Linked DNA regions of Homo sapiens: region 2 is linked to region 1. A link is an interaction called in ENCODE POLR2A ChIA-PET data of the cell type or tissue named here. Cell type or tissue: endothelial cell of umbilical vein. All regions are shown on one strand. Each heading gives the region's core, and the rest is flanking DNA. Links, peaks and the distances in the headings are about the cores only.

Evidence for each region. Peaks named below come from ENCODE experiments on the same cell type or tissue, not always from the same donor. Only the 100,000 strongest peaks of a DNase experiment are listed, where the experiment ranks them.
Region 2: POLR2A ChIA-PET joins it to region 1 with 11 read pairs; 10 of 35 experiments call an interaction of 5 or more read pairs at or near these places.

What each region holds. Positions count from the first base shown.
Region 1 is chr14:74,665,981-74,675,697 of GRCh38, forward strand. AREL1 (apoptosis resistant E3 ubiquitin protein ligase 1) reads right to left here. Exons shown (of 20, transcript NM_001039479.2): 9 at 8,054-8,131; 10 at 7,097-7,238; 11 at 6,851-6,972; 12 at 5,428-5,503; 13 at 4,782-4,891; 14 at 3,967-4,146; 15 at 3,669-3,794; 16 at 1,485-1,614; 17 at 1,339-1,397. Among named protein-coding and RNA genes, the nearest start is that of AREL1, 42 kb to the right of the region's middle. In endothelial cell of umbilical vein, for the core only: no CTCF peak of the experiment used is centred there; DNase peaks (open chromatin) are centred at 1,941, 5,051 and 6,001; H3K27ac peaks cover 4,246 bases.
Region 2 is chr14:74,617,242-74,626,958 of GRCh38, forward strand. No RefSeq gene overlaps it. Among named protein-coding and RNA genes, the nearest start is that of LTBP2, 9.9 kb to the left of the region's middle. RefSeq lists enhancers at 288-1,487, 4,951-5,817. In endothelial cell of umbilical vein, for the core only: no CTCF peak of the experiment used is centred there; DNase peaks (open chromatin) are centred at 1,050, 1,550, 2,660 and 3,610; H3K27ac peaks cover 4,676 bases.

The DNA.
Region 1 (9,717 bases), core at 1,112-9,111:
AACAAAATTTACCAGTAGTTATTCCTCAGCCCAAAAAATAACAGTGCTAGGTAACAGGTTTATCAGAAACTTTAGGCTGAGCTGTGGAGAGTTCATTTTGTTTGGATTTCACATCTGAAGATATAAAACATGAAAATTACAGAAGATTTTGATTCTTGTTCTCAAATCTACTTCAGTTAATAGAAATAAGAATTGGGCAAGACCACCTAAAATTACTTTTTCCCCCATTTTAAAAGAAAACCTTCCTCCCTAAAGAAACGTTTGCAGAAAGACACTCCTCATAGAAACTACGGGAATTTATAACTAGTAACTTGCACTGCACCATTTTGTACTGATGTCTCATCTGTGAGCAACAGGCCACAACAAATTGATGTTATTCTTTGCCCACACCTGATACGGACTTCAGTTCTGCATAGAATGGTATTTACCATCTTAGAGCCATTTTTTAGTTGTTACAGGATCTGAAATAAGAATGAATTTACTATATAAATAAAAATATATACTATATACTGTTTTGGTCTAATGCTTTTGAAATATGATCTCATCTTTTGGTTTGTTTCCTTCACTTCATTAGAATGTAGCCCATGAGGGCTGGAACTTTGTCTTATTCGTTACTCTCTCTGCAGTGCCTCAGGAGGCACTCAATATATACCTGAAAAAATAAATTCTATTACTCCCTTAAATGTCATAGGATTTTATAGACGGTACATGATATTAACATTCTTTACTACTCATTGATTTTTTTTTTTTTTTTTTTGAGACAGAGTCTTACTCTGTTGCCCAGGCTGGAATGCAGTGGTGCGATCTCGGATCACTGCAACTTCCGCCTCCGGGGTTCAAGTAATTCTCATGCCTCAGCTTCCCAAGTAGCTGGGATTACAAGCGTGCATCACCACACCCAGCTAATTTTTGTATTTTCAGTAGAGACGGGGTTTCACCATGTTGGCCAGGCTGGTCTCGAACTCCTGACCTCAGGTGATCCACCCACCTCAACTTCCCAAAGTGCTGGGATTACAGAAGTGAGCCACCATGCCCGGCCTCAGTGATACTTGATGAATAAATGAGTATTAATTATTACTCTTCATAAATAATGAGCTACTTGCTACTTTCATTTATTTATCCCTTAAGCTAATATCTCTGCACTCTTTGCTACTAATTTTCACATTCTAATTTTTTAAAGGCTGAAGGGTCAATGAATGGAGGAGCGACAAAAGTGAAACCACCTCTTGCATAAATGGCTTTCCAGCTGCATCTCATAAGAGAAGGTACACCAAGCTGGTTCCTGTAAGCTACAAAAATGCCAAGTTAAGAATGGGAGTCTGAATTGCAATCACTTACCTCAAGCTCATTCTCATCAAAAATAGCCAAAAGGTTCTCAGGGACCAATTCATTCAGGCCTGAAACAAAGTAGGCAAGTTAAAGTCATACCCACACCATGGATACAGGTATTTTAACTTCAAGGCCAAGAACAGACAGGATCCCACCTTTTAGGAAATGTTCCACCTCCTCTTTCACTTGACTGGCCAGCCGATATTGGGCCAGCAAATTTAAATAGAAGATTTTATTCGCATTGGTGACTGGAGTTTGAGCTCCACCTGTCATGAGTTCTACAACCTGTAACAGGCAGCAAAAGACAGACAAGGGAGAGGCTGTGGATGGAAATTTATGAGATGACATCTGCCTGGATGTTTTATAGACACAGATTACTGACCTCCATCACTGTCAGTCACAAGTTTCTGCTGTGCATTCAGCTTTTCAACACACTTGGTTTAATTTAGTTCCTAAGCTTCAGGGTTCCTACCACTATTGCTGTATACTAGCTATTATTTCTGAAATGGGTGCCTGGGTAAGGTCTTCTCTGACTCAGTCAAGTAGTAGTGATGCAATAGGAAGATACTATGGCTCCTCGCTAGCAATGTTTTAATCTATGATCCAAAATGAAACCACTATTGACCTCTTCTCTAAGCAACTAAGAGTAAAATCAGATAAGCAGTAAGGAAGTCTTTTTATGTCTCAGAAATTCCAAGATGGGAACAATTGTTCCCACACATTCTTTTATCTCTAATGTGAGTCAACAGAACAAGCCACAGTTTGATACTTGAAGATCCTGGATTCTAATCTCAGCCCTGATGCTAGCTTGCTACAGACCTTTGGTTAATTGCCCCTCCAGACCTTAGGGGAAATTATTTGGCCTGAACTTTCCTCTCTGCAAAGAAAAAGGTGAACAAACTGTATGACTCTCAAACAGAATTGGTATCCCCCAATAAACTCCTAAGGGAACTTTGAAGGAGCCCTGAAGCACAGCTTAAAACCATCATCCAGGAATATTTGTGTAGAGTGACCAAGGTTGTCTCCACAGGTGAATGAAGTTACAAGATCAGATTTTAAGACAACAGCATGGTAGCAATAGCATGCTACTCCACAGCAGGGATTCTCAATGGATCTAAAAATGTAAAACATTTTTTCTGTTGGTATGCACAATCCTGGATTTTTTTTTTAATGTAAGCATTTCTATCTAGGAGACTGAGAAATAAATTATTAAGATTTAGTATTCATATTAAACACAATTAAAATGAGCACTACCCTGGGTCTGAGGACCCTAATTCAGTGTCCTATTGACTCTAGCTGCCTTACCATGCCAGCTCAGGAAGTTGGGTCTAATCCCATGTGTACAAAGGCAGACAGCTGGGAATCCCATAATTTCCAGAAAGGATATCTGATTATCAGTATAGTGGTACCAATGGTCACAATTTTTCAATCATTCCTATTCTGCTTTTAACTTTAAATTTACTGCAACTTTAGCGTCATCATTATCATTTGATGCTGTTTAACACCACAATGTAAATAGAAGCACATGCATCGGAAATATCTCTGGGCCATCATTTTCTAATAAAAAGTTTTGGTTTTATTATTTTGAGATAGGGTTTTGCTGTGTCACCCAGGCTGGAGTGCAGTGGTGCAATCACAGCTTACTGCAGCCTTAACCTCCTGGGCTCAAGCGATGTTCCAGCTTCAGCGCCCACTTCCTCCCACACTACCCCAGTAGCTAGGACCACAGGCACACGCCACCATACCCAGCTAGATTTTTAAAATCTAAAAGACAGGGTCTTGCCAAAGTTGCCCAGGCTGGTCTTGAACTCCTGGTCTCAAGCCATCCTCCTGCCTCAGCCTCCCAAAGTGTTGCAATTACAGGCCATGAGCCACTGCGCCCAGCCAAAAAGTTTAAAAATACCCAGGCATTGTGTTAAAATAGGAATCACCTACATCACTACTGCAAATGTTGACACAGACACTGCCATCTCTTCCAAATCTGCTTGTACAGTGACACTTCACCATCATTCAGTTATTTTTCAACTGGAAGCAGGACTCGGTGGGATAGATGGAGATATGTGTCTTTTGCTTCACTCAAATGGGCTGAGATCATAAAGCATAGGATGCAATGTCCTAAAGCTGTGCTGTCCAATACAGCAGCTGCTAGCCAAGTGTAGTTATGTAAGTATACATTAACTAAAATGAGAAGTTCACTTATTATGTCACCCACATTTTGGGTGTTTAATAGACAACACAAATATGGAACATTTCCACCACTGCAGAAAGTTCTCTTAGACAGTCCTGCTCTACAGGAAACTGGAGAACATAGGACCCAGAGGCTTTGTCCTCTTTCTCACCTTATCCAATTGACCTGATTTATTATATTTCTCTTCTGCAAAGACCAGCTCCATCTCACTCATGTCATTGTTGAGGATAAAACAAACTTTAGATTTGTAGAATTCTGGGTCATCTGTTTCAAAGTACTGAGGAGGCAGAAAGACACAGAACAGAACATGAATACTCTTGCCCTGAAAGGTGTAACTGCTTAGAACCACTTATCCCTTCAACCTTAAAAATTATTTACAAGCCCAGGAGGAGAGATTTCAGGGTTAATGGCCAGGGGCCTTAGTAGGAAATGCACACCCAAGATGTTACCTTGTAATGCATACGCAGTCCTATGATTTGGGCCAGGAAAGAGCGGGTGAAGCGAGCTCGGACCAACTGCTTGTAGGCTCCTCCTAGAGAGGACTCATAGAGACACTTGCCCACGAGCCGTCCCGCAAACTCATACATTTTCAGGCGCAGATGAGCGGGGCGATTAGGGTTGGGATGCACCTGTCCAAGAAAGAGACTGAAAGGCCCTGGGCCATTTTTCTTCAAGCCCAGTTCTGGAAGGACCCTTCCTTCCCCAACCCCATGCCAAAGGAACAAGATGTCACTGTGAGGATCAGAGCCCATCCAAATGTTAGTTTTTTGGTAGCCACCACTGAGTAATTCAAAGTGACTAGAAGATAAAGGGCAAAGGTGGACATAATTAAGAATCTTATATTAAGTTTGTGGTTAATCAGCAGATGATGTGATGCCTTTTCCCTAAACCAGAACTTCTTTCAGCCAAAGTGTACTTCTCTACTCCTGACACCTTTGTCTAGACAAAGATCTAGTACAGGAATCATTTGCTTCAGGTATGTTTTGAGAAAGAGGCTTAATTATTATAATAATTAGTAGAGTAGACATTATACTATAATGTTTTTAGTCAAATATTCAGCTGCCTGCATTTTTGCTTATTTTACAGATGAAATAATAAAGGCAAAGAGGAGAAAGACAATCTGATTAGCTTATATTTTAAGCAGTAAAATTAAGAATAGGACACAGGTTGTCAGGTTCCCAGATCAGTTTCATAATTTTGAATCCTTGTTAGTCTACCCATGATAACATAATCCACATTTTCCACCCACCCGTCACCAACTCACTAATGCTTGGTTGTTGTCACTGAACCGGGTGAAGAGCTGATTGGTGGTATCAAATAGTGCTTTGCAGATTAGCTCAAACCATTCCCGGCGAGGCCCTCCCCAGTCCAGAGCTGAAAAGCATAATGAAAATAAAAAATGACTCTGCCCTCCCTCCTCTTACCACTTTTGTTTATTGAGTCATCATTTTATACTCTCCACATTCCCTCTATTGTACTACTCTGGTGTTTCTCCGTTGCGACTCATCTAAACTGTGGTCCTTTAGAAATCCCACCCCTTTTTGTAGGATTAATGGTATTCTGATCACTAAGGAAAAGCCCCCTAGTATGGAAACACCAGAGGTCGGAGATCCCAGGAAATGGACATTTCTCTCAAGGTAACCACGGTTCAAACACTTAGAACTCTCTCTCCAAGTCCCTGTATGTCTGTGTACCACAAGCTCCTCAATGCCATCCTGGCCAGTAAATACTACCCTTTTTTTCTTGACTCATGGTTCCCTTTTCCTTGGGGAAAAAAAAACCTAGGTTTTTTTTTTTAGGGAGTGAGTAGGAGGTAAGAGTTGCTTTTTTTTTTTTTTTTTTTTTTTTGTGGAGAAGGTGCGAGTGGGGAGGAGAGTTCAAAAAGATGAATATAAAATTTCAAAACTGACCTTCTTCATCCTGGAAAACAACCTCAAAGTTCTTGCTCCAATCTGAGATGGAGAAATTCCGAGTGGCTTTCAGAGACTGAAAAGAAGTGAAAGGAAGGGAATTGTCAGAACACTGGCTGGTGTCCTCTGGATGTTAAAGACAACACAAGAGCACTGCCATTGTCTGCTGGACTAACTACGACTGCCTGAAGGAGATATGTTACTCATAAACAAGCTTTAATGATACCACCTGACATTTAAAATGCACATAACTTCAAATTTAAAGTTTTAAAAAATAATCTGATTTGCCTTTACATCATCACTTTGTTGGAAAGCTGAAGTTGTTTTTTTCTTTTCCTTTTGTTTTAAACAATCCTTGTTTTAGCAATGAAAACATTCTTGCATAAAGAAGTAAAAAATGACTCAAGTCAGTAAGCTGTAGGCAAAAGAACCAAGGAATCCTGGTTTTCAGCAAAGTATGATCTATCCACTAGACATATTTATCCACAAGGCTAGGTTCAGACAGCGAGCCATGCCACACGGAGAATATGGCTGAGAAAACGGGTTTCCAGTCACACCTACCAGAGCCAAACATCACAAACACTTTCTGGACAGGAACCAAGCCTTCTCATTCCTGGGGAATGTAAGAACTATGCCAGTGTCTGTGCAGTGGAGACAGACACACATCAGGTGTTCCTTTTCCATCAGACCAAAGTGACAACAAAAATCATTTCCTTTTAATTCAACAAGCGCTCTATTCCAGGGATTCAATAACAAGAAGTTTCTTCTGTAATCACTATTTACACCTGCCCTACATGGGAGTTCCAAGGGACCCATTCAGTAGATTTGAAGGCCAGTAAGTAAACTGCTCTTCCCTCGATAACATACCTCCAACAAAACTGCCCCAAATTTAGTAGAATCAAATAGAAGAACAGACATATGTAAAGAGAGAAATTTAGGTTTCAGAAATTTAGTATATCTGTCTTTTATAAGTATATCTGTCTTTTATAAGTATATCTATATCTTTACTTAAACAGAGAAATTTAAGTTTCATGAAAAAGATAACCAGATCAGGCATGGTAGCTCATGCCTGTAATCCCAACACTTTGGGAGGCTGAGGCGGGTGTATCACTTGAGTCCAGGAGTTCGAGACCAGCCGGAGCAATATGGCAAAATCCCATCTTTACAAAAAATACAAAAATTAGCCAGGCATGGTGACACATACCTATAGTCCCAGCTATTTGGGAGGCTGAGTTGGGAGGATCACAGCCCGGGAAGATCGAGGCTGCAGTGAGCCATGATCGCACCTCTGCACCCCAGCCTGGGCAATAGAGTGAGACCCTATCTCCCAAACAAAAACAAAAACAAAAACAGTAACCTGCAGAATATAGACATTCAATTGGAAAACTTTGGTATCTGCTGACAGAGATGAAATTTTACCTACCGATTCCAACAAGGCATGTCTGCTGACCTTCAGGGTGACTTTGGAATGTGGTCTTTTCATATGTACCTGCCGAAGCTCTCGCTGGAAAAAGTTCACCTTGTCCTGAAAGGTCTCAGAGCCTCCTGGGGAACAGCAAGATCCATCATTACAGCCTCATTACAAGCCATCTGTGTAGTCCTGCCTCTCCACCCTCATGGATGTGGCTGGGCTCACTACCTTCCCTATAGAATCCCTGTGTAACCTCACCTATGTTCTTATGCAGGGAGCGGATAAAAGTGGCTGCTAGAATGTTCCTCTCCTTACAGCTGAGCTCCACAGGAGGTTGAATGCCATCATCCACCACCAGTGTGAGCAGCTTATGGACAGGGTCAGGACCAAGGTATGAAAACTGGTAAAGAAAAACAAAGAAATTAATCTATAAAACCCTCAAGGCCAGTAAAAGTCCTCCACAGCTCTATCCTGTGTACCAACCAACAACAATAAGTTAGGCTTGTTTTCTCCAAATGAGGACCTACCAGAAATACATTTCATTATTTTTCCCTTCAGTGATTTACATTTCAACATTTAAAATTATTTTAGTCACAGAGACTGCCTTTAGTTAGGACCACCAGCAAAACTACAGACCTTCTAACATAAAATATAAGAAGGGTGATATGTTAAATAGCAATAAATGGCAATACGGTGATATATTAAATAGCAATAGTAAGGATATATTAAACAGCAATAAATGACTACTCCAAACTGATCAGAAGAAAACTATTTTTATAAAATGGCACATTCTAGCCTTTGGGCAAAAGTTTAGATTCCAGAAGCCCAGAAAAGTTAACAACAAACAAACAATGTATTTTAATATATGAGAGTGGTGCTTCTAAAAGGAGTTAGCTTCAGCACACTGGGAGACCAAGCTTGGGCCAGAGTTACAAACATCTTCTCTATTAACTTAGTCTTGAAGGCAAAGGATCACTGTTGAAGTATTCTGAGTTGCTGCTAATTCCTGTTTCTGTAGGCATGCGTCCTTCCAGAATTTATATATTCTTCATGCCATTTAGTGAGGAGATAATGATGCTTTATTTGGCAACGAATCCTGTGTACACTGTGAGATCTTGCAGAAACACTAAAAGTGCTTCTGAGAAAAAATAAAAGGCTGAGATAGTCCAGAGATGAAGCATGCTTGATGTGAACCAGATGTAAGGTTCAGCTTACTTTTGTTCCTGGACACACTCGGAAGGTGTAAAGGCGCCAGGGGATGATCTTCAGGTAGAACTCCTTCACTGAGAATTGCTGGAGGACCAACAGACAGGAAATGAAGTGAATGATAAATAAAAAGGCTCTATTTGGGTATTCTAATTCAAATATCATAGTCCCTATTTACATTTCTCATAACCTTTCCTCTCCATGGACAAAAGTAATAATTTAGTGAGTACTAAAGTCAAATAAATACATTAACTCTCTATTTAAAAAGGCAAATTAAAAATATTACCCTGATGGCCAAGTGTGGATGGCTCACATCTATAATCTCAGCACTTTGGGAGGCCGAGGCAGGCAGATCACTTGAGGCCAGGAGTTCAAGACCAGCCTGGCCAACATGGCAAAACTCAGTCTCTACTAAAAATACAAAAAAATTAGCTGGGTGCGGTAGCTCATGCCTGTAATCCCAAGTACTCGGGAGGCTGAGGCACAAGAATCGCTTGAACCCGGGAGGCAGAGGGTGCAGTGAGCTGAGATTGGACCATGGCACTCCAGCATGGGTGACAAAGTGAGACCCTGTCTCAAAAAATAAAATAAATAAAAAAAATATGACTGACAATGCAGTTTCACACAGAGATATTTCATAATTGTAATACTCAAGTCTTTCTAAATATCTGGGATCAGGTTTTCACTTTATGAGAACAGAATATTTCACCTAGAAACAATCAAAATCTCCTTCTGCTCAGCCCCATGATGCTCAGAATGACTTCCTCCAAGTTACTGGATAGCAAACACCAGCAACCCATACACACTGCTTTATACCTATTTGAATGGTGCCAAGGATCTGCCAGGGAAGGGAGGCAAGATGGGGTGAGCTGGAGTGGAATATGTTGGTGGTATAGGGGAAGGTCCTCACACAAAAAAGTTCATACAAAAGAGGAAAAGACAATGCAAAAATTTTTTAATCTTAAAAAATCCCTTTTATCTGAATGTGCAGGTCAGTTGTTTTCTTGATAAAAAAAAGTTTAAAGAAAATTTCAAACACATACTAAAGAAGACAAAGAAGTATAATGAAACTATCAGCTGCTTCAACAATTATCAATTCATAGCCAATCTTGTTTCATTTATTCACTTACCCATTTCCCTCATTACCATCACCCCTAGTCCAAATTAAGGCTAGATTTTTAAATGAAGAATGGTACACAGCAAAGTGTTCTGAAGTAGAACAGAATTAGAACTCAGTTTTGGTTATGAGATTAAAGAGATGCAATGGGATGTTTCACAGAGTCTCATTTTTATGAGGACTGAATGAATAAGGAAAAACAAATATTAAAAAGAAACTAACACAAAGTGCTTCTTAGCTCAGGGGCTTGGGAAATTCACCTTCTTTCCTCTGCCAAAATTTCTTTACTCCAATCCTGTAGCCTAATAGTGACATCCATTTACTGTGGTTTCATGAATCACAGAACAAAAGATCAAATTGTTTTGACACAGCACAAGAAGCCAACAGTAATTTTTATGCTAGCAAGAAATTTTTAACAGTTGAAAGTGGCTTTCTATACAACTAGTTAACAATCTTGCCCTGATTCTCAGACTGTTACTTTGTGGTTTCTGCTACCAAATACCAATTACACACAGGTTCAAGCAGGGGGATTTTATGTCGAGAATGGAAGGTCCAA
Region 2 (9,717 bases), core at 545-8,544, 49 kb before region 1:
GCAGCTGGGACCCCAGCACTGCGCAGCCTCAGCCTCCAGTTTGGAAGGTGCAGGCCGTACAGAGAGGTGCCGACTCCCTCCTGTGTGAGGTTGTTAAGGCCCGCAAAGGCTGCCAGAACCATTCCACCTTAGGTGCCATGACCTGGCGTCCCCTCAAGAATTCACAACCACCCTGCCCTGGTCTGCCGGTGCCTGTCTCCTCCAAGTGGGTATGACATGCTGGCTGGTGGTGATAGCCATGGTATGGATGTTCCTGCAAAGGTAAGGTGAGCTGGCCTGTATTTCAGAGTGTGCTGGAAAGGGCCCTCCCACAAACATGTGGTGAACATTTACGTCTTCTGTGAGCGGAGCACAGTTCTGAGCTCATTTCCGTCTTCTGTGAATGCAGCACAGTTCTGAGCTTCATTTGGCTTCTACTTTCTTATCTGAAAGTTGAGATAATGATGTTCTTTTTGCCATTTTTCTCTTCAGGACAAACTAGCTAGCCAGCCCTGTTTACCCTGTCATGGGGCTAGGGGCAGGTGTCAATTACTACTCCTCCATTTACCAACTGATATTTCATTTATTGTTTGTTTGTTTGTTTGAGACAGGGTCTCACTCTGTCACCCAGGCTGGAGTGCAGTGGCACAATCTCGGCTCACTGCAGCATCCACCTCCTGGGTTCAAGCAATCCTCCAGCTTCAGCCCCCCAAGTAGCTGGGACTGTAGGTGCACGCCACCAAGCCTGGCTAATTTGTATTTTTTGTAGAGACGGGGTTTTGCCATTTTGCCCAGGCTGGTCTTGAACCCCTGGACTCAAGTGATCCTCCCGTCTCGGCCTCCTAAAGTGTTGGGATTATAGGTGTGAGCCACCACATCCAGCCTTGGTATTTCTTGAGCACTCAGAAGGTACCAGGCACTGTGCCAAGTCATCTTATAGTCACTTCCTTGTTTAATGAGAAGCGCTATTGATGAAGGAAGTGCTATTATTTCCCCACATAGCAGATGAGGAAATGAAGGCTCGGGGAAGTAAATGACTCATCCACAGTCACAAGCCAGTAGGTGGCTGCGCTGGGATTCACTCCTGGTTTGTCTGGTCCCAGATGCTAAACCAATGCCAGCTTCCAGGGGAAGGGAGACCACCGACAGCTGCATTTTTCTCAGAGCTGGAAGCATGCACAGCTGTTTGTGGTGTGGTGGGGGTGCTAATGGCTGCATGGGACTGTGGTCACAGGTCAGCCCCCACCAAGCATCCCCCATTCTCCTCAGGCCTGTTTACCAGCTAGGGGTCCGCTCTGAGTCAGGGCGGTGAATCTGATTCGCACCCACAGAGAAGAAGGAAGGAAGTCACAGCCACACTCACCCCACCTCCATCAAGTAGTCTGCAGTTGCTGAATAGAGCTCATCTCAACTCGTAGCTTTTCTCTTTGGGAAAGAGAAATGACATACATACAATGTCTATTTAGCTCTGTGTGGTAGAGGTGTTGCCATTCCCATTTCACAAGCCCAGAGGGGTAGTCGCTTGCTCAAGGCCACACAGCTGGGAGTTGAGCCAGGATTCAACTAAAAAGTCTGAACAACTCCAAAGTCCATGCTGTTTTCCCTGCAGCACACTGCACTCACACCAGGGTGTCCTGCAATGATGGGAAATGGGCAGCTCTTTCAAATCACTTAGTTCACTTCGCTTCCCTTCATTTCCAGTCTCTGGTGCATGGGTGGGCTGATCTGAAAGCTCCGTGCCATTCACTATAAGCTGAGATGTCATTTCCTATTTACCTGCATAAATTCCTTCAGTCCCTGGCTGGGGGTGGAGGGGTGGAGGAATCTTCTAAACCCCCGGGGGAGCCTGAAGCATAACTTCTCCTCAAGCACAGTCTCTGAAGACCTGAGCAGGACAACAGTGTGAGCAGCTGGAAGACCTCCTCCCTGTAATTCCTCCCAGTGAGACCAAGGGGACTTCATATGCTCTGCTGGAGGTGGAGAGAGTTACCCAGATGGGGAGAGCTCATGTACCTGGATTATTCTTTCAAAATCCCCAGGAAGAAAACCCTGTGGGCTGGGGGATTGTGCAGGCCTATCTAGGCTTCTAGAATGGCTGTGCAGGAATTTGAGGACAAAAAAGGACAAGAAGCAGCTTCCCTTGGCTGTCGCTGGCATCTTCCAGCCTGTGCCCACCTTGGCTTTGAGCTGGGTCATAGTAACACTCCTCACACCCTGAGGGATGAGGGATGCAGGGGCAGAGAGGAAGGTCTACAGTAGGGTCTTTCCTAAAACAAGCTCTCCCCAGGGAGGCCTGCAAGCCAGCTCCCTCTCACTCTCCATTGTCAAGACAAAGAGAGGAAGAGGATGCCTTCTGCCATCATCCCCTGAGTCCATTTTCCCTGGATCATCCATGGAGAGTGGGGGCTCAATGATGTTTGCCCTGGTGCCCCCAATACCCTCTCTAGGGCCCCAGTCCCTCAGGAACAGACCCAGACCTGGCAAATCCCCAGGAAAGGGCACAGACACCAGGCTGAGGGGGCAGGCGAGGTGCAGCAGATCCCAGTGGGCCCCGGCTAGTCCTAGTCTGAATGACTCATTCCTTGTTTCCGTCCACTGTGGTCTGAGTGCCTTGGCCCAGGGGCCCCCAAGAGGTTGTAACACAGGCTGGCCTCTCGCCCATCAGGGCTCAGCAGACAAAAATTAAAGATCTCACTCCTCAGGAACTCACACAGACAGCACAGGCATGCTCTGTACTCTGCCTCACCAGACCAGACCTCAGGCCAGAGGAGGCTGATGGCCAAGAGAGGAAGGAAAGTCGTCTCCAGCTGCTCCTCCTCCTCTTCACCCCCCATGACCTGCCATGAAGGCCTGGCCCTGCCCACTGTCTTCTTACTCCCCCTCTGGTCCTCCGCCTAACAGTGGTGGTGCCAGCGGCATCTCCTCAGCTCTGTTCCGTTCCTCCCCATTTCTGACTGAAGACAACAGCAAAGGTGAAACAGCCTGTGCCTCCCAGGAGGAACAGACTTATAGGGAACTAACCATACATTTTCTGGCAGCCCATTTCTGATTAAGTCACTCACCTGCTCAACAACCTTCAATGGATCCCCACTACTTCACAAATCAATCCCAAACTTCTTACTGGGTTTGACACACAAGCTTGTTTCATAACCCTCCCAGCCATGTATGCTGACACTCCGCACAGTCTCACCCTCTCAGAATCCCACCCAGTTTCCTCTCCCCCATCCCCTCACCCAAACACCTTGGCTGACATTATTTCCTTGATCTGGAATGTTCTTCACCACCCCTGCCTGTTTGTTTAAACTCCCATTTTAAAGGCCGCCTCTTCCATGAAGACTTCCTGGGCACCTCCCTCCATCTGGAAAGTTTGCTGCTTCCACCAAATCCCTGTAGCCCTCAACGTACTGCACTCTGCTCTGCATGACTAGTCCACAGCTATGGGTCCTGGAGTAGTAGGAAGAACAAGGGGCTTTGTGGTTCTAACCTCAGCACCATCATTTACCAGTTATGTGCCCTGGGCTAAGTGACTCATTGAGCCAGTTTCCTCACCAAGACAATAGAGATCCAATAGATACCTTTCTAAACAATGCCTAGAAAAAGCAACTGTACTTATCAGTGACATAACACTCCAGGCCACAGTGGATTGAACCAAAGATAAGCACCTGAGCCACAGGCAGCCCTTTCACTGGCCAGTCAGTGACCTAAGATTTCTGTGGGCTGACTTAAATACAGACATCATTGGTTGCTGAACAAATGAGATTCTCTCTGAAATTTCAACTAAGAAACTTTACTTTGAAAGCCAACCCCCTGGGATTAAAACAGACAAGTCCATGTTCCCTAGAGCTTACAGCCCAATGGAGCTCGTATAACCACACCGCAATAAAGCCAGAGAGGTGGAGTGACTTGCCCAGGGTCACACAGCTAGTCAGTTACACAGAGAAGGCTAGAGCTCAGGTCTCCCCACCAGGGCTTGGTCTAGGTTGGTTGGCTTCTACTACAGGATCAAAAGGATGGACCCTGAACTGATTGCCTACAGAAGGCTGAAGAGGCACCAGCCATACCCTATGTGAACCTATGCTAGGCACATGGGCGGCTTTGGTGCAAAGAATTCTTCCATTCCAAGCAGTCATTAAAACCAAAGTCAGATCATGTCTGGGAGCAGACTCCAGTTGGAATTCTGTGTCTGCCCTTAGTACATCTTTCTGATCACACCCCTTCCCCTCCCTGGGCCTCAGATTCCTCATCTACAAAAAGAAGATTTTTACAAATTCCCTGTCAACACTAAGATTTTGATTTGAGCAGCAGACAGATAAGGAGAGCATGTGGATCCAAGGAACTGCAGGGTCCACAGAATGTGCATGTGGAGGGGACTCCCCGAGATAGGCCATCCCATTTCTTCAATTTATGGCAGGGCAAACTGAGGCCCAAAGAGGGAGAGATGCTGGCCCAAGGTCATGTGACTGGTTATTGGCCAGCACTTGAACCAGGGCCTCCTGACTCCCAGGCCTTTCAACTCTTTCAGCTGCTGCAAGAAGCTGGGAGCTATCTGGCCGTCTGGGCCAGGGAAGCCAAGAGTCACTATGCATGTCAGGGCAGGGCCTCGGGGCTTGGGAACATCTCTGATGGTGAGTGTAAGTGGCAAAGCTGCTGGTGGAGAGGGGTGGCTCGAGGGTCCCGGAGGGCGTATTGGAGATGAGCTGTCAGCAGCTTCCCTCCTCTGGCTGACAAGAAGAAACAGGGAAGGGTCCATGATGGTTGAAGGGAAACAGTCCCCATTTCTGATAAAGCCACTGCTCCATGGAGTGCCCCCCGCAACTCACACACACACTATCCACCCCTGCCTGGCTGCTGAGACCTCCCACCCGCAATCTCCGTCTCAGGTTGTGTATTGGTATCCTCAGGCACACTATTTTGTGAAGCCTGGAATTCCTTTCACTGCCTGAGATGCTTCCAAGCACCCATTTCTAAAATTCAGCCTGTTTGGCTGGGATCATGATGCCCTCCCATTCCACAGACATTTTTTGAGCACCTAATATGTGTCAGGCACTGTGCTAGGCACGGGGACAACTTCACTCCCTTTGTGATGTTAAGTGCTTCCATAGGGGAATTGACACAGCCTTTTGGACTTACTGAAAAACTGCTAATTGTGCGAGGAGGGGCTTGGTTGGAGAACATTTCTCAGAAAGTCATGACTCTGACTTAAATCTTTTTTGAGACAGGGTTTTGCTGTGTCATCCAGGCTGGAGTGCAGTGGCACAATCACAGTTCACTGCAGCCTCAAACCAAGGCTCAAGAGATCCTCCCACCTCAGCCTCCCAAGCAGCTGGGACTACTGGCATGCACCAGCACACTCGGCTAATTTTTGTATTTTTCGTAGAGACAGGGTTTCACCATGTTCCCTGGGCTGGTTCCAAACTCCCGAGCTCAAGTAATCCATCCTCCTCGGCCTCCCAAAATGCTAGGATTACAGGTGTGAGCCACCACGCCTGGTTTCTGACTTAAATGTTTTTTGTTTTTTTTTTTTACTGGAGACAGGGTCTTACTTTCACCCAGGCTGGAGTGCAGTGGTGCAATCTCAGCTCACTGCAACCTCTGCCTCCTGGGCTCAAGTGATCCTCCCACCTCAACCTCCCAAGTAGCTGGAACCACAGGCACACACCACCATGCCTGGCTACTTTTTGTCTTTTTTATAGAGACGGGGTTTCACCATGTTACCCAGGCTTGTCTCGAACTCCTGAGCTCAAGTGATCCACCCGCCTCGGCCTCCCAAAGTGCTGGGAATATAAATGTGAGTCACTGTGCCCAGCCTCTGACTTAAATCTTAAAGTCTAAGAAGCAGTTTAGCATATGGGGAAGGGTGGGGCATGCCAAGGCAAAGGCAGTGAACGTGCAAATCCTGAGTGACTGGAAGGATTGCAAGAAGCTTGTATGGCTGAAGTTTCCATAGAAAGAAGGTTATGGAAAGGGAGGAGGCTGGAGGGGAAGGCTGGGGCTAATGCATGTGGAGCTTAGCTCTAACGAGCTCCTTCGCTCAGAAAAAGGAATCTGGCCAGGCACGGTGGCTCACGCCTGTAATCCCAGGACTTTGGGAGGCCAAGGCGGGTGGATCACCTGAGGTCAGAAGTTTAAGACCAGCCTGGCCAACATGGCAAAACCCCGTCTCTACTAAAAATACAAAAAAATTAGCTGGGCATGGTGGCACGCACCTGTAATCCCAGCTACTCAGGAGGCTGAGGCAGGAGAATCACTAGAATCCGGGAGGCGGAGGTTGCAGTGAGCTGAGATCACACCATTGCACTCCAGCCTGGTAAAAACAAGAGCAAAACTCAGTCTCAAAAAAAAAAAAAAAAAAGAAAAGAAAAGGAAAAAAGAATCTTTTTCCCACATCCAAGCCACCAGCTGGCCCCAGAGTGGGCAGACAACTACCTGGAATTCTGAAACTGATGTCTTCTGGTTAACAGGGAGGTCACTTGGGTGAGGAGGAAGCAGCATGATCTTATTCTCATCAACCCTCACTAAAGCCACCCCAAAATAAACATCTAAACATAAAGTCGTACAGATGCCAGACAGGTATTTGCCATGCTTAAAACAATGCCCAGTCCTGCTTCCCAGCACTGCATCCCCCCATGGCTTCTCTTTTCTAGAAAGTGAGGAGCTGCCAGTGCAACAGCTCTGGCCTGGCCCCTGGGCTCCTGCCGCCATGACCCACTAGCCAGACTGTGTCTCTTCCTTGCCCCAGCTACCTCCACTTTTCTAAACCCTCTCTGAATTTCCTACTCCCTTTGGACCCCCCGGGTTCCTCTGGGGACTCAGCCTCAGTCAGGCTCTTGTCCCCAGTCACTCATTCTTGCTGGGCCTCAGGTTCTTCTCTGATCCCATAAGCTCAAGTTGAAGTTATATCATGCCGGGTGTCACAATATACATCTCCAAGCCCACCTGCTCTTCGGCCTCCCTCATAGCTTTGCTTCATAGATAGAGAAGCCTTATGTGCTTGACATCAAACAGATACCTGAGGAGTGCCTGGTGCATTTCAGCCATTATTTCTTGAGTATCCCTTTGTCAGGCATCAGAGTTGCCAAGAAGAATAAGGCTAAGGACGGTCCCTACCCTCAAGCAGCTGCCAGTATAGTAGGAAAGGCAGACAGTACATATCATGGTAAGTGCTGTGAGTGAGATAAGATCAGGGTACAATGTGAATACAAGGACAGGGTACCTAATCCAGCCTGGGAGCATAGGATGGTCAGGGAAGGTCCTAGAGAAGATGCTGTCTGAGCTGGGGCTGGAAGGCTGGGCATGTCTCAGCCAGGAGAAGGTGAAAAGGCTGAGGAAGAGAAGGCAAAGCTGTGATTACCAGAGCCAGGTTCACACAAACTAAACCACACCCCATTCAACCCCGTTTCTTTTTTTTTTTTTAAGACAGAGTCTCACTCTACTAGAGTGATGTGGCCCAATCTTGGTTCATTGCAACCTCTGCCTCCCAGGCTCAAGCGATCCTCCCACCTCAGCCTCCCAAGCAGCTGGGACTACAGGTGCGCGCCAGCACGCTCGGCTAATTTTTGTATTTTTTGTAGAGACAGGGTCTTGCCATGTTACCCAGGGCTGGTCTCAAACTCCAGGTCTCAAGCAGTCCTCCCGCCTTGGCCTCCCAAAGTGCTAGGATTACAAATGTGAGCCACAGAACCCAGCCCCAGTTCCTTTTTCAATAGGGTTCCTGACCAGAGAAATGTTGTCCTATTTTTAATGATATTCAAATGAAATGGAAATGATATTCAATGTGGATAGGCTGAGAAAATGTGGAGCTCATGGTAATGCAATTAGGCATATGTGTAGATGTTTAAACAACCATTCCCCACATTGATGAATGAATGGAGGTCATTGAGACCTATAAACATGCATGAGACAGGGATGTAACCTACACAAAACTTCTCACAATTTTGAGATCAGAAAAATAATTTTTAGGCCGGGCGCAGTGGCCCACGCCTGTAATCCCAGCACTTTGGGAGGCTGAGGCAGGTGGATCACCTGAGGTTGGGAGTTCCAGACCAGCCTGACCAGCATGGAGAAACCCTGTCTCTACTAAAAATACAAAAAAATTAGCCAGGTGTGGTAATGCTTGCCTGTAATCCCGGCTACTCGGGAGGCTGAGTCAGGAGAATTGCTTGAACCCGGGAGGTGGAGGTTGCGGTGAGCCGAGATCACACCATTGCACTCCAGCCTGGGCAAGAAGAGCAAAACTCCATCTCAAAAAAAAAAAGAAAAAGAAAAGAAAAATAATTTTTATCAAATTTTCACATGACATAGAACTAGAAGAATAAATGATAAAACTGGATGATAGAAGCAAAATATAAACTGATCTTATCTAGAAATTTAATAGAGATAAGTAAAAAAGTCTTACATCTTGGTCCAGATAAATTAATAATTAACTTAAGGATAAGAGATACTTGCTTTGGGCCGGGCGTGGTGGCTCAAGCCTGTAATCCCAGCACTTTGGGAGGCCGAGGTGGGTGGATCACATGAGGTCAGGAGTTCAGGACTCCCAGCTACTTGGGAGGCTGAGGCGGGAGAAATGCTTGAACCCGGGAGGCGGAGGTTGCAGTGAGCCAGGATCACGCCATTGTACTCCAGCCTGGGTGACAGAGAGAGACTCCATCTCAAAAAAGAGAAAAAAAAAGAGATACTTGTTTTGATACCAGCTCATGTGAAATGACCCAAATTTGGGGAGACAGTGGTGCAAACTATTCAGCAGTGAATAGGGAGAGCCTAGGTAGCTACTGGTTCAAAATAAACTAACAATACAACTTCCTTAAAGGTCTAGTGCCATCTTGGATAGAATCCAGGGCTCAGAAGCCAGGTGCGGTGGCTCATGTCTGTAATACCAGCACTTTGGGAGGCCGAGCGGGGAGGATCACTTGAGGCCCGGAGTTCAAGACCAGCCTGGGCAACATAGCAAGACTCTGTCTCTACAAAATGGTCTGGTAAGAACCTATCTCTACAAAAAAAATTAAAAATTAGCTGGGTGTGGTGCACACCTGTAGTCTCAGCTATTCAGGAGGCTGAGGCAAGAGTATCATTTGAGCCCAGGAGTTCAAATCCAGCCTAAGTAACACAGAGAGACTCTGTCACAGAGAGAGACAAAAAGTATATTTAAGGGCGAGGGTTAACAGTAAATGGGCATCACATCTTATTGGGATGATAAAATGTTCCAATATTGATTTACAGTGATGGTTGTAAAACTTGGTAAGTTTACTAAAAATTGAATTATGCACTTGAAAATGGTAGATTATATGATATACAATATATGCCTCTATAATTTTTTTTATAAGAGTTAAGAGTTTCAGGCCAGGCGTGGTGGCTCACGCCTGTAATCCCAGCGCTTTGGGAGGCCAAGGCAGGCGGATCACCTGAGGTCAGGAGAACAGCCTGACCAACATGGAGAAACCCCATCTCTACTAAAAATACAAAATTAGCTGGGCGTGGTGGTACATGCCTGTAATCCCAGCTACTTGGGAGGCTGAGGCAGGAAAATTGCTTGGACCTGGGAGGTGGAGGTTGCGGTGAGCCAAGATAGAGCTATTGCACTCCAGCCTGGGCAACAAAAGCAAAACTCTGTCTCAAAAAAAAAAAAAAAAGAATTTCGGGCAGGCGAGGAGGTGGCTTACGCCTGTAATCTCAGCACTTTGGGAGGCCAAGGCAGGCGGATCACCTGAAGTCAGGAGTTCCAGACCAGCCTGGCCACCA